3 separate regions of the Homo sapiens genome follow, and all the other regions are linked to region 1. Evidence: read pairs that join two places in POLR2A ChIA-PET (ENCODE). Cell type or tissue: CD4-positive, alpha-beta T cell. All regions are shown on one strand.

The links. ChIA-PET counts read pairs that join two places held together with the same protein. Peaks named below come from ENCODE experiments on the same cell type or tissue, not always from the same donor. Only the 100,000 strongest peaks of a DNase experiment are listed, where the experiment ranks them.
Region 2: POLR2A ChIA-PET joins it to region 1 with 5 read pairs; 5 of 35 experiments call an interaction of 5 or more read pairs at or near these places.
Region 3: POLR2A ChIA-PET joins it to region 1 with 8 read pairs; 4 of 35 experiments call an interaction of 5 or more read pairs at or near these places.

What each region holds. Positions count from the first base shown.
Region 1 is chr6:111,971,233-111,975,232 of GRCh38, forward strand. No RefSeq gene overlaps it. Among named protein-coding and RNA genes, the nearest start is that of LINC02527, 64 kb to the left of the region's middle. In CD4-positive, alpha-beta T cell, no CTCF peak of the experiment used is centred here; DNase peaks (open chromatin) are centred at 779, 1,709, 2,279 and 2,909; H3K4me3 peaks cover 723 bases; H3K27ac peaks cover 2,911 bases.
Region 2 is chr6:111,841,554-111,845,553 of GRCh38, forward strand. The region is part of intron 2 of FYN (FYN proto-oncogene, Src family tyrosine kinase); the gene reads right to left. Among named protein-coding and RNA genes, the nearest start is that of FYN, 30 kb to the right of the region's middle. RefSeq lists an enhancer at 1,348-1,457. In CD4-positive, alpha-beta T cell, no CTCF peak of the experiment used is centred here; DNase peaks (open chromatin) are centred at 488, 2,298 and 3,978; H3K4me3 peaks cover 619 bases; H3K27ac peaks cover 4,000 bases.
Region 3 is chr6:112,025,758-112,029,757 of GRCh38, forward strand. No RefSeq gene overlaps it. Among named protein-coding and RNA genes, the nearest start is that of CCN6, 26 kb to the right of the region's middle. In CD4-positive, alpha-beta T cell, CTCF peaks have their summits at 3,672 (motif pointing left) and 3,872; DNase peaks (open chromatin) are centred at 2,354 and 3,654; H3K27ac peaks cover 3,164 bases.

The DNA.
Region 1 (4,000 bases):
GTACTATTGTTTCAGTCTCTCTTCAGATTTAAAGAGTGAGGTTCATCGTCTGAGCAGTTTAATTACAAACAACCTCTCTTAATTCCTGTATTGCTGGAGCTCAGAGCACACTCAGATCAAGGGAGACGACGTGCCACTTTGTACAGGGCTCAGCCTTGTTACTGTTTATCTGAGTAAAGAGCCCTCTTAACCTCGAGGCCAAGCACATTAGATGTTTTGTTTCAATTGAGTTCTCTGCAATGGTCCAGATTTCTCTTCATTTCAGAAATCCTCAGCACCGATATTGGGAAACTCTTGGCGTTTGTTTCCCCATCAATGAATGGGCCTAACACAAAGGAGAGTAAGATTCTTGGCCGTGAAGGACCTGGGGTCTGGAATAGATGTGCTCCATCTGCCAAAGCATTTTCCCCATATGGCTGAGATTTTTTTCCTACTAAAAAAAAGAAAAAAAGAAAAAAAATGACAACAACAACAAAAAACACTTACTCAGCAAACTGCACAGCAAGTCATTTGTGCCAATAAAATGACAGTCATCTTCAAGGCCACAGGCTAAAAATATGAATTATCAGGTAGAAATTGGCTCTAGGATAAATATATTTTTCTTCATTCCCTACTCCTTCCCACAATCAATCTCTCTCCCTCTCACTCTCTTTCCCATCCACACATGTGTGTGCATACTCATGTGCACACTTGCACACTCATAAAAACTGGAGTTTCCAAAATTTCCCAGTTGGTTGAGAAGCAGAACCCAAAGTTGGGTGAGGAAAAATGACTCATTCCCCTAGGTTTGGTTTTTACTGCCAGAAAGCAGATTTTCAGGAAGGAAAATCATATGTCCCAAGCCATCACCAAAGTAAAATCAATCAAATCCCCAGTGTCTGCCTCAGAATCTCCATGAGTCTGTGGTCTAGAGTCAGGCAGTGACTAGTGGTTGTGTGAGCTCCAGAATACTTTGCTTCGTCTTGTGGGATGTTATTTTCTAACAGCTATTGACAATTTTCATTTCCGCGTGGCAGGGTCCATGTGGTCAAAAGAACTTGACCTAAGCCTTATAAAATCACCAATGTGATGTTTTTATTTGGAAGCATGTTTTGCTGAGGCCATCAGAGTGGAACTGAGAGTTTAGTGGGCTGTGGTTCAAGGAACCACACTTACATGATGGTTTACAAGCAACTCAGCCTTCTCTGAAGGACGGCCTGATTTAGCCATAAGCGAAGAGTCTGGGCTCTGGAAGTTCAGTCTGAACAAAGACTGAGATAGGAATGCCTAGGGCATTTTTTGGGTCTCCATCTCCTCACCTGTGAAGTCATATGGACAATAATTAGTAAACAGGAGCACTGAAAGGATTGGCATTTTTGAAATGTTAAATGTTGTTTTCTTCAGCTCCAGCAACAACTGTTTCTTGTGACTTTCTGTGGGACTCTGAGGAATGTTGGGATGATAATCACAGGAACCAATGGCTGCCTCTGGAAAGCCCATAATTCTGCACATTCATGGAGCTTCACTCTGATTCCAAATCCAGAAAGACCACCATGTCACTTATGGAGACACTTGAAATCCTTTCCACATCTTCACTCATCACGCCTGGGGTGAGAACTAGGAATACGTGAATAAACCAATAACACGTTACTGAAGTCAGTTTCGAGTTTTGCCTGCTATGAACTTAGAAACAACTCCATTTCTCTCAGCACTAGATGGCCTGTTCAGAGTGTATGTGTGTGTGTGTGTGTGTCCTCATGTGTGCAGAGACAGAAAGAGACAGAGGGAGAGAACGCAATATTTAGTTTTGAAGATATTACACTTATAATTATGCTTTCAGAAGCCTGTTTCTGGGAGTACCACAGAACAATGCAGTTAGGTTACCCAAGGAATAAAATCATTAAATAGGGCCGTCCTCTGGTTTTTCCTCCAAACCACTGTCTGTGTGTTGTTCAGGGGAAAGAATCTCAGCTTATTCACAAGTGGCACTATCTTTCCACAGGATGTTCATTGTTTTGAAACTAGAAGAAAACCTCAACAGCTCTGAAGTATATAATTATGCTTTCTTATTACCCAACAAGAATGTTCTCGGGAGTGTTGTTGCGATGACTCGCTTGCGAGTGATCTGACGGAAGGAAGGGCGGCTGAGGAGGAGAGGAGGAGGGAGCAGAGCTTGCCTTCCATGCCACTTACTTTGTTGTCTGACAGCTCTCACAGATTTGTGGCTTGTCCTCAAGTAGACAGCCTAGGGAGATTTTTGGTCGAGGGTTCCCAGTCTCCTCCATGTCCCCCCACCCCCGCCCCACTGTTATCAGTGTAATAAGTGATTTCAGAGTATTAGGGGAGATTCCACTGCCACTGAATCATGTACAGACTCACGGCCAGATGATGACATCAGAAACATATGTGTTAGTCTGAAGGCAGGACTTTGCCTAGGAAATGAGAACAAGATCTCCAGCCGGAGAATTAAGGACCCAGAGGCTTAGAAACCACCCCAAGAGGAGAGCTTCTTTATCTTTCCCCTCCAGGCGGAAAGTCACCTAAAATTTTCTCCTTAGATGTTCACTGTGCTGTTTTTAAATATTTCTAGGAAAGCTCTTTTAGAAAGCTAGGATTTAAGTACTTCACAAACAAGGCAAAGTTTGCATGTAAGGGATAAACTCTGCATGCTCTAACTCATAATTACCATGATTTTATAAACCTGGCATTTCCTAACCAAGCTTTATTTTCATTTGGAGCAGTATCTGTAAGTGAATTCTTCATTAATCATGTTTGCCCACCCATATACCCACCTGTATTTTTAAAAGGTGTATTATTCCCAGATATGTGTTTATATAGACACATCACAATATTATTCCAAGTGCTTTTTATCAGGCCATGGGACACATTTCAAATCACTCTCTAAGTTGACATCATACTTGAGCCTTATGCAGACTGTGTGGTTTCCATAGTAACAAAATCACTTAATGGTGTGAGAAACATGTGGAAGATTATAGAAAAAAAGGAGAAAATCTGAATGGAACAAAAGGCAGGAGCTAAAGTCAAAATTTCTTGGAATGTAAGAAAATTTTTATTGTCGTTTTATTTATCTGAAAACATGAGTACAAACTCTCTTGATGCTACTGGGTATAAATTGTGTCAGTAAAGGATGACCTTTAAGCGTCCAAGGTCACCTTACCCCAAGCTATAGTCTTACAGATGCCTGCACTTCTCATTGTGTGTGTGTGTGGGTGTGTGTGTGTGTGTGTGTGTGTGTGTGTTTGAGCATATGTGTATTTCTGTATAGCTATATAAGTATATACACGTATATGCATTTGGAAGATCCGTGGTCTCTTTTTAAAAACTGGTTTCACCATCTTAGATCCGAAACAGGTAGTAAGGTACTTTCTGAAAGACTTACCTTATTTTCTCTTTGTGTACACACAAACACCAAGACAAGCTAAATTCTTATTTGGGTAAATAGTAATGGTGTACTTGGAAACACCTCTCATTCATTCAGTAATTTATTCATTGGAGACATTTATTGAACATCTCTTGTGATAGACAGAGTCCTTGTACCAGACAGAGAGCTGTAAGCAGACAATTATGATAACTGTGAAGTGTTATGTGGGTAATCTATGAAAAGTTTAGCATGTAATCTTCCTGGTCTCTTTCTTCTTCTTCTTTTTTTTTTTTGAGATGGAGTTTCGCTCTTGTTGCCTAAGCTGCAGTGTAATGGCTCGATCTTGGCTCACCACAACCTCCACCTCCCAGGTTCAAGCGATTCTCCTGCCTCAGCCTCCCAAGTAGCTGGGACTATAGGCGCGTACCACCATGCCTGGCTAATTTTTTGTATTTAGTAGAGGCGGGGTTTCACCGTGTTAGCCCGGATGGTCTTGATCTCCTGACCTTGTGATCCGCCCACCTCGGCCTCCCAAAGTGCCAGGATTATAGGCGTGAGCCACCGCTCCTGGCCCCTGGTCTCTTATTAGGTCCTCCCTGTGACAAAGAGCTCACATTTTCCATGTTTCCAGTCCATGGG
Region 2 (4,000 bases), 130 kb before region 1:
ACGTGGGGCAACCGAATAAGATAACATGTGGCCTAAAACAGTGGTTGGCCTACCAGTGTTCGTTAATGTGTAAAGAATGAATGAACTGTTCTATATCCAGGACTAAACAAGGAACCCTCAATTTTTCAACTCTTTCCTTGAATCACGCTGAAAATATTGTTATCTGCAGTTGTTCTAGATCAGTTATCAATATCCTCCTAAATTTAGAATGTCTAGGAAGAGGGATTTTTTTTTTTTTTTGGAAATTCAAATTGGCAGAGGGTAGGTATATTTTTCTTCTTAGACAGCACCGCTTAGTTTTACAATCCAGGGATTTACATAAAAGAAAGCTGGTCAGTTATTACGCATGATACATAACAACTATTTTTGGGCCAAGACTAACAATGATTGCCTTTGAGTCTAAAACAGAATTCTAAGCATGTCCCTTCCTCCTAAACACACACACACACACACACACACCCATGCATGCATTCTTGCTCTTTCTCTCCCTGCCCGCAAGTCAAAGCCACTTCCTTTTCCTGGTCCCCAGTCGCCAGAAAAGTGGGTTGTGTGAAACGTGACCCTTACTCAGTTATACACTGAGGCTGGGTCACTCCGTTGCCTGATCACCAGCAGAATGGGTCAATCTGTGTGTGAGGTTGAGAAAGGTAAATGAAGAATGTAGGCCACTTTGGCCTCCTATAGTTTCTGAGGCTGGCAGCCTGTAGTACATGTATCAGGGAGGGCCTGAGGAACAATTCCCGTCTGCACATAGGAACTGCCCTGTCCAGTGTCCATGGGTTCAGAGGCACCAGAAGCACCTGAGTCCTGCCCCTGCAACCCGCCCATGCCCACTCAGGAAGCAATGGCTCCCACAAATGGCAGGGAGTTGTGCTTATGCTATTCTTCCCTTCCTCTTCTTCACTCTCTCCCTCACCTCCCTTAAGCAACCAGTACACGCATTTGCGCGGTACACCCCAAAGCCAATGTCCCCCTATTCACACTGGAGACACATCCTCATGTCACCCCAGCAACCAGCACTGTGAGGCCTTTGGATACCCCATGTAAACACTGCTGGCCTCTGACCCCGGAAATCTTATTCTTCCCACAAAAGAAAAAACTTGTATGAATTAATTTTCCCACCTCTTAACCAGCTGCATAGAAATCATGCGGACATGGCTTTAAAGCTGGATTCCTGATGCGGCCTCAAATTTCTAACCCTCGATTACTTAGAATTAGATTTTCCCCCCACAAGACAATTATCCCCACACTAAGAATCTAGGAGGTTTTTTATCATTTCTCTTGGGACTTATTAAAACCAAAGAAACACTGAAAAATGGAGCAACTTCCATGTACATTCTACATTAACAGACCAACACATTTCAAAGAACTCACTCACTCAGAGGAAAAGTAAACAATTCTAAGGCAGGAGGTAATTTTTCTTTTTACTTTTCTTTTTGAATGACAATTTTTGTTTCGGAAGGCCTCTGTGTCTATCAAATAGGCAGTAGTGTTTGTGGCCATATTTGTGGCCTGAACGCAGCTGTCTAAACCCTGCAAACAGTTGGAATGACACTGCAGGAATTCTCGGTCTCACTGAAACTGCAGAAATGGCAGGGGCCTCTCTCATGGCAGGCACTGAAATACCTTTAATCACACCAGACAAAGGCCATCCAGGATGCACGGAAACCAAACCTCTCTCCTCAGCCCTTTGAGAGTAGTTGAAGTGGATATTATTTTAATCAAATCCTTTTAAATCACTAAATAGGATGACTCCATTTAATTAGCTTTTTACACAAAAAGCACATTTTTGTTCTGATACAACTTGATTACATATTTTTCAATTTTTAAATGGGTATGGGTTTCACTTTTTAAAAATACACTTTATACACTTAAAGCAATGATATCTGGAACTGTAACCCTCAAGAATTCTAAAAGATTCTGTGGAAAAGAAAATATTTGCTTTAATGTTTCCCTTGTGCACTACTGCGTCCCCCTCTTTTATCTTTGAACTCTCTTTGCTTGCCCAGATTAGTTCAATTTTAAGAATGATCTGTTCATTTGTCTGCTTGAAACTTTGTACTTTTGGGGAGCAAGTCAAGGAATGATGGTCTTATCGCCACATAATGCTATTAACAAGCATGGTTTCCACTCATTCATGCCTGCTCAATTTTTTAAGAGGGCCTACTATGAGTTAGGCACTAGGCTTGGCACAGATAAGGATTCTGAGCTGATAAAGCCTGCAGTTCCACAGTGAACACTGCTGTCAGACAGTCACTGCACAGATAACTATGCAACCACAATGACAGCTTTGAAGCGGCCGTGGCGATAGGGCAACCCCATCCAGCCTGGGCCTTTAGGGGAGTGTCAAGGAAGAGCTCTCTAAAAAGTAACAAATGCCGCTTTCTTAGAACTTACGAAACTTAAAAAAAAATAAGGCACACAAACATATTGTCTCAAATATTATATAAACTCCAAAGTAAGGTGGGGTATGGGAAGGGGAAAGCTCTGAGCCCAGACAGATCTGAGTAGAATCCTTACTATAACTACAGCACCTTGAGCCTCTCATAGCTCCCTCACAGGACTGCTGTCACAGTGAAGTGTAACATAGATGATATAAAGCACTCTGCATAGCAGAAGTTCAATAAACCATAGATATTAATTAATACAGAATTTATGCTAACTTGTCTTTGAGCTTTAGCATGTCAAAATAAAGCTAATTTTCCACTTCTGTCTTTACAAAAACGTTCAACTAAAAGAGGAAACTTAAAAATCCACATGAAGAACAAACACTGTAACTTTGGCAATTTTTCTCCACTGGAGTTGGCCAACAGGTATCATTTACTTATACAACAGATGCACATCCTATATTAGATTCTTCTGGATAGGTAAACACAGACAAAAAGAAAAGTTGATAGATCCGTGTTCAACAGTGTTCTACCAGCAACAGAAAAAGGTTCTGAAAGTGGAACTTCTAGAATAGAGCTTTTAAAACAGCAAACTCCCCTAAGGCAATGATTGTTTTTCAGGTCATCAACTACTTGACTGAGGAGAGGGTGCAGGCAGAGCCTTTCAGAGGTGCCTCAGACTCACTCCATCCAAGCAGCATTTCTACCCGTTTAGCTTCTCTTAATCTGGATTCCCTGTGCACTTACAGACATCCACACCACGGGTCAGTCACCCGTGTTCACTCTTTTGTTAGACACTCATTGCTCCTTCAGTCCCAATCCATAACTGGTCTTACCTGGCATTCTTTAGACTGGTGGCCAACAGCCCTTTTTCCATTTTAATTCAAGACCCAAGTCAGAAAACAAAAACAAAAACAAAATGTATTTGGTTTGTGTTTTTCAATTTAAAAGCGAGTAATTTTACTTGGTCCTGTGAAAGGGACCACTTTACTGATAAGAAAAATGAAACTTGGGGAGGAGAAATGATTTTTCTAAGGTCTAACAGGAAGTTAACAGCAGAAGTGAAGCAAAATTGAACACATTCCATTCAGTGCCCCCCACACCCCACTAACTGAGCCCTGCTGTTTGCCCGGCATGGGGCCAGGACTGGGAACCCAGATGAATGGACTTCCCCCTCCTGTGGCTGCAGGATTCACTGCCTGAGTTGGACAGGGGAGGGCAAGTCCTGCAGTCTGGGGCAAATGCCAGGCATTTCTTTGGGCTCCAAGGCACAATACTGCCCTGAGGGGGCTCCTGGCACCCATAGGCTCTTGCCTGCTGTGGACCTGGCCTAGTCCAGAAGGGTCACAGTATACTGACCTCCCATAGGCGACAGTCTTTGCCAATCCCTGGCTTCCACAGCCAAAACCTGAGTGCATGCGGATTCTAAAAAGGCTCCTTCTGCCTTGTCCTAACTAGAGCTGTGTTATTTCCCCAAGTTGCCCTGGTTTGTATGAGCTGAAAAGCCCGTGACTAGCAGTAGATCACAGGCCATCCTGCAGAAGCTAGGTGCCTGCATGGGGTCAAAGGTCAGGAGTTACTCACAATTGTTCTGGAACAATGTTTCAGATAGT
Region 3 (4,000 bases), 55 kb after region 1:
ACTGATCTAAGCACTATGTAAGTATTAATTAATTTAATTCTCATAACAACTCCATGAAGTAGGGACCATTACTAATATCATTTTTAAAAAATGAAACCGAAGCACAAAGAGGTTAATTTGCCACAGGTCATCTAGGGCTGCCATAACAATGTACTACAAATTGGGTGGCCTAAACAACAGAAATGTATTGTCTTACAGTTCTGGAGGCCAGAAGTCGAAATCACAGTCTCGGCAGGGATGTGCTCCCCGTGAAGATGCTAGGGAAAGATCTGTTCGAGGCCTCTCTCCAGGCTTTTGGTTGCTCGCTGGCTGGTGGCAGCATGATTCCAGTCTTCATGTGGCACTCTCTATGTGTGCATGTCTCTGTGTCCAAATTCCTCCTTGTTATAAGGACACCAATTCTATTGGATTAGGGGCCCAGCCTACTCTAGTATTACCTCATCTTAGCTTAATGAGTTACATCTGCAGTGGCCCTAGTTCCTTGTAAAGTCACATTCTAAGGTACTGAGGGTTAGGATCTTAGGAGGACATAACTTCACCTATAACAATTACTTGCCAGTTAGTAAATGGCAGAGCCAGGTCTTGAACCTAGCTCTGTTCTGTTGCCCCCCATGTATGGCTATGGTAGTGGCAGCTGTCATTATGTGAAGCCCAGAGTACTTATTCGCTTTCATTTCCTACCTTCATGGAAAAAAAGTATGTCATAGGAGAATAGAACTGTGGAAGATGTTTCCCAATTTTTATGACAGATTCTATGTGTTTTCGAGTGTTTGAATTGTATTTGTGACATTTTTGATGGCTTTCCTCTGGGTTTTAGGATTTACATTGGGGCATTATGGAGTACAGGATGGGGGCTGGCATGATTCCTCCTACCCAGAGACTAGCTGGAAAGCAAATGACTTATTCTTGCATTCCTTAACCAGTAAATAACTATCAAGGCCTCCTATTGTGCCTGGCAGCGTGCTGGGCACAGGAGTAGCTTGTGACCATATCAGACATCAGGCCTGTCCTCTTGGAGCTCACAGTCTTATTACCATAAACTGGGTCACTACAAGAGTGTGATAGATCCCTGGAGTGGGGTGAGCAGGTCACAGAGGCCCGAGACCAAAAAGGAAGGTGGCGGTGAAGACTCAGCTTTTAGTATTGATGAACGCCGATTACCATGCATGGAAAGTCCTGGGTACAGTTTCATATCTTAGAAGAAACAGTGCTGTGGATACATGTGGATAGCATTGAGATCACAGTACTTTCCTGTTACTGAGCGATGAGAAGGATTCAAAGAAGGTAGAGTGAGGGAAAACCAAAATGGCTGCTTTCCTGTGCCCCTTCTGTTGTGATTTTCTGTGCAATGCCTCTCGCCCCTCTGCCCTACCTGAACTCTGTGTAGCTGGGGTCAAAGGTCAAGCTAGAAAACAAGCTGCTGGAAGTGTCACGGCTTACACAGGGGGCATCTGGAGTCTGTTTCTTCTCCAGGTGGAATCCTTCTTTATCTCAGTCTCCAAATACTGGAAATCACACTTTCGGTCACACTCTCCCTTCTCTCATCTTAAAGCTAAAGGCACAGATGGCCCAGAGCACTGGTAGGGCAGAGAACACACCCAGGACAACTCTCATTTGTGAGAGAAGCCAATCCCAAATGAGAAGGTGAGATCTGGGGCAGCCAGCATGGTGCAGAGAGTGCAGTGGGGGGCCAGAAACACATCCCAGCCTGGAGAGAGGCAGGACAGGCGCTGACCTCAACAGGAGGGGCAGCCAGGGAGAGCCTGGGCACACCAGAACCCAAACCCTATGGTCATGAACTGGTTTTCACTAGTTCCTGGATGCTAAGGAGGTGGGATTGCCTCTCAGAGACCCATGTCTACCATCTGAAGTTGTATGTTTAGGGATTTCTACATGAGCGGTATGGTAACATTCATCAAATTCTGATTCTGGTTTATTGGTCCAATCTTTTCCCAAAGGATGCTTTTGGTACATTCTTAAGGTCCTTAATTAAATAACCCTCCCAGGTGTCACTTTAGTTGGTTGCCTGGATGGAGTTGACCTTACCTAATAATTCAAATCTACTCAGTGGCCAAAGTGAGAAAACCCAGAAAACTACACACCTTCCAGAATGGAGCTTAAACAAGGCTTATTTCAGTCTGAGTCTATTACACGTTATACCCCCACTTTACAGCAGGGACTGAGTTGATAATTTCTTTAACCCGCATAACACCAAACACAATGTCTTGCACATGGTAGGCATTAAATACATATGTTGAATTAAACCACATGTTTTGACGTTGTCAGTGAAACCTGCATATACTTGGTAGGGGTTTTCAGACACCCTGTTCCATCTTGCCCCATAAGGCTCCCAAGATCTATGAATTTTGACTGTCTAACCACATCCTGTTGTGCATGGGTACTTGCAGCCAAGTGCTTGCAAAAGCAGTTAACACTAGTGATAAAAGATCACCCAAGATAATGTTCTATAATTGCCTCCAGAGTAGGAGAGCTATTGCTGCTATTGTTTGGAAATTAAGTACAAGCTGAGATTATCCTTCCTGAATTTAGAAGAAGGCAGATTCCAAAAGTGTCTCTCATAGAAAAAAATCTCAGCATTCAAATTGGACTTTAAACACTCACATCTTGACAGGCATGATATCTGATACACAGAGTAGATAGCCCCAGTTAAATAACATGCTGCAGATCCATGTGTAGATTCTAAATCTTAGTGAAAAGGTCAGAGGACTGCCACCCTCCTCGTGGGAGCTTTGAGTATCATGTGTCTGGGTGGTGAATTCCCAGGTTGGACTGGAGGGGTTTACTGTCCTCCAAGAGGCAAAAATTAGGAGAACTTGGCTTCAGTCTGCCTTTGCAATTGCCTGCCTCTTCTTTTCAATCCCCCCTCCCTTCCATCCAGCCCTCAGAACTCACTTTAAGAACGTGAGGGCCTCGAGGTCAAGAGATCGAGACCATCCTGGCCAACATGGTGAAACCCTGTCTCTACTAAAAATACAAAAATTAGCTGAGTGTGGTGGCATGCACCTGTAGTCCCAGCTACTCAGGAGGCTGAGGAAGGAGAATCGCTTGAACCCGGGAGGTGGAGGTTGCAGTGAGCTGAGATTGCGCCACTGCACTCCAGCCTGGGGACAGAGCGATGACCTCTGGGATATCTCCCTAGATACTGAAGTCGATGAAGCTTGGACAGAGTAATGGGTTTTGGATTTGAACTCAATGATTATATCTAAAAGTCACTACTGGCATCTCCTTCCTTTATATTGGACAAATAAAATGCAAACCCAACTGATACAGCTAAGAAGTATGGAATCCAGAGAAGCCACAGACTTACACCAGTGTGAAATGATCGTTCGGTCACGTGGCACAGAGAAAGTGCAAAAACATGGAGTCTTCGTGGAAAGGCCCTGCTTGAGCCTTTCTGTCTATCTGTTACACGTTTCCTTTCTCAAGCGTCTTACTGCTGGAGTCTCGCATTGTGGGAAAGGGAAGAGCTGTCGAAGAAAGGCCTTGATGTTCTTAACTGCTCCGAGGTTAAGAGCAGTTCAGACAAATTTAATGGAAAGACATTTAAAGGATCTATGGCAAGAATTATGCTTCCATTGTGTGCAGCCTGCTGAATTCACCGCAGCCATTTTGGACAACGCCCTCTGCTGGTGGTGGTTGCAGACTACTTGTTCATTAAGACAAGGACCTCTGCCCAAGTAGGTTTTTTCTTGTTACTATGTTGGAATGATTAAGATTGGGCTCGTCTACAAAGGGGCAGCTGCTTTAGAACTGGTCTGAGGGTCCGACAGATGTGTTCTGGTGTGGGTACAGATAGAAGGCAGGAGGAGTAATAGGAGAGAAATGCAAGGTGCCTGTAGTTCTGTCCAGGAAGTTTTCTGAAGACATTTCTTCTGCTGAAGACTTTGCTTAGGAGGCATCCTCCTTAAACCAGCACATTCTTCATCTGAAAGACTTTACTGTTTAAGATTCAGAAACCGGCTAATTTACTGCTCACTCT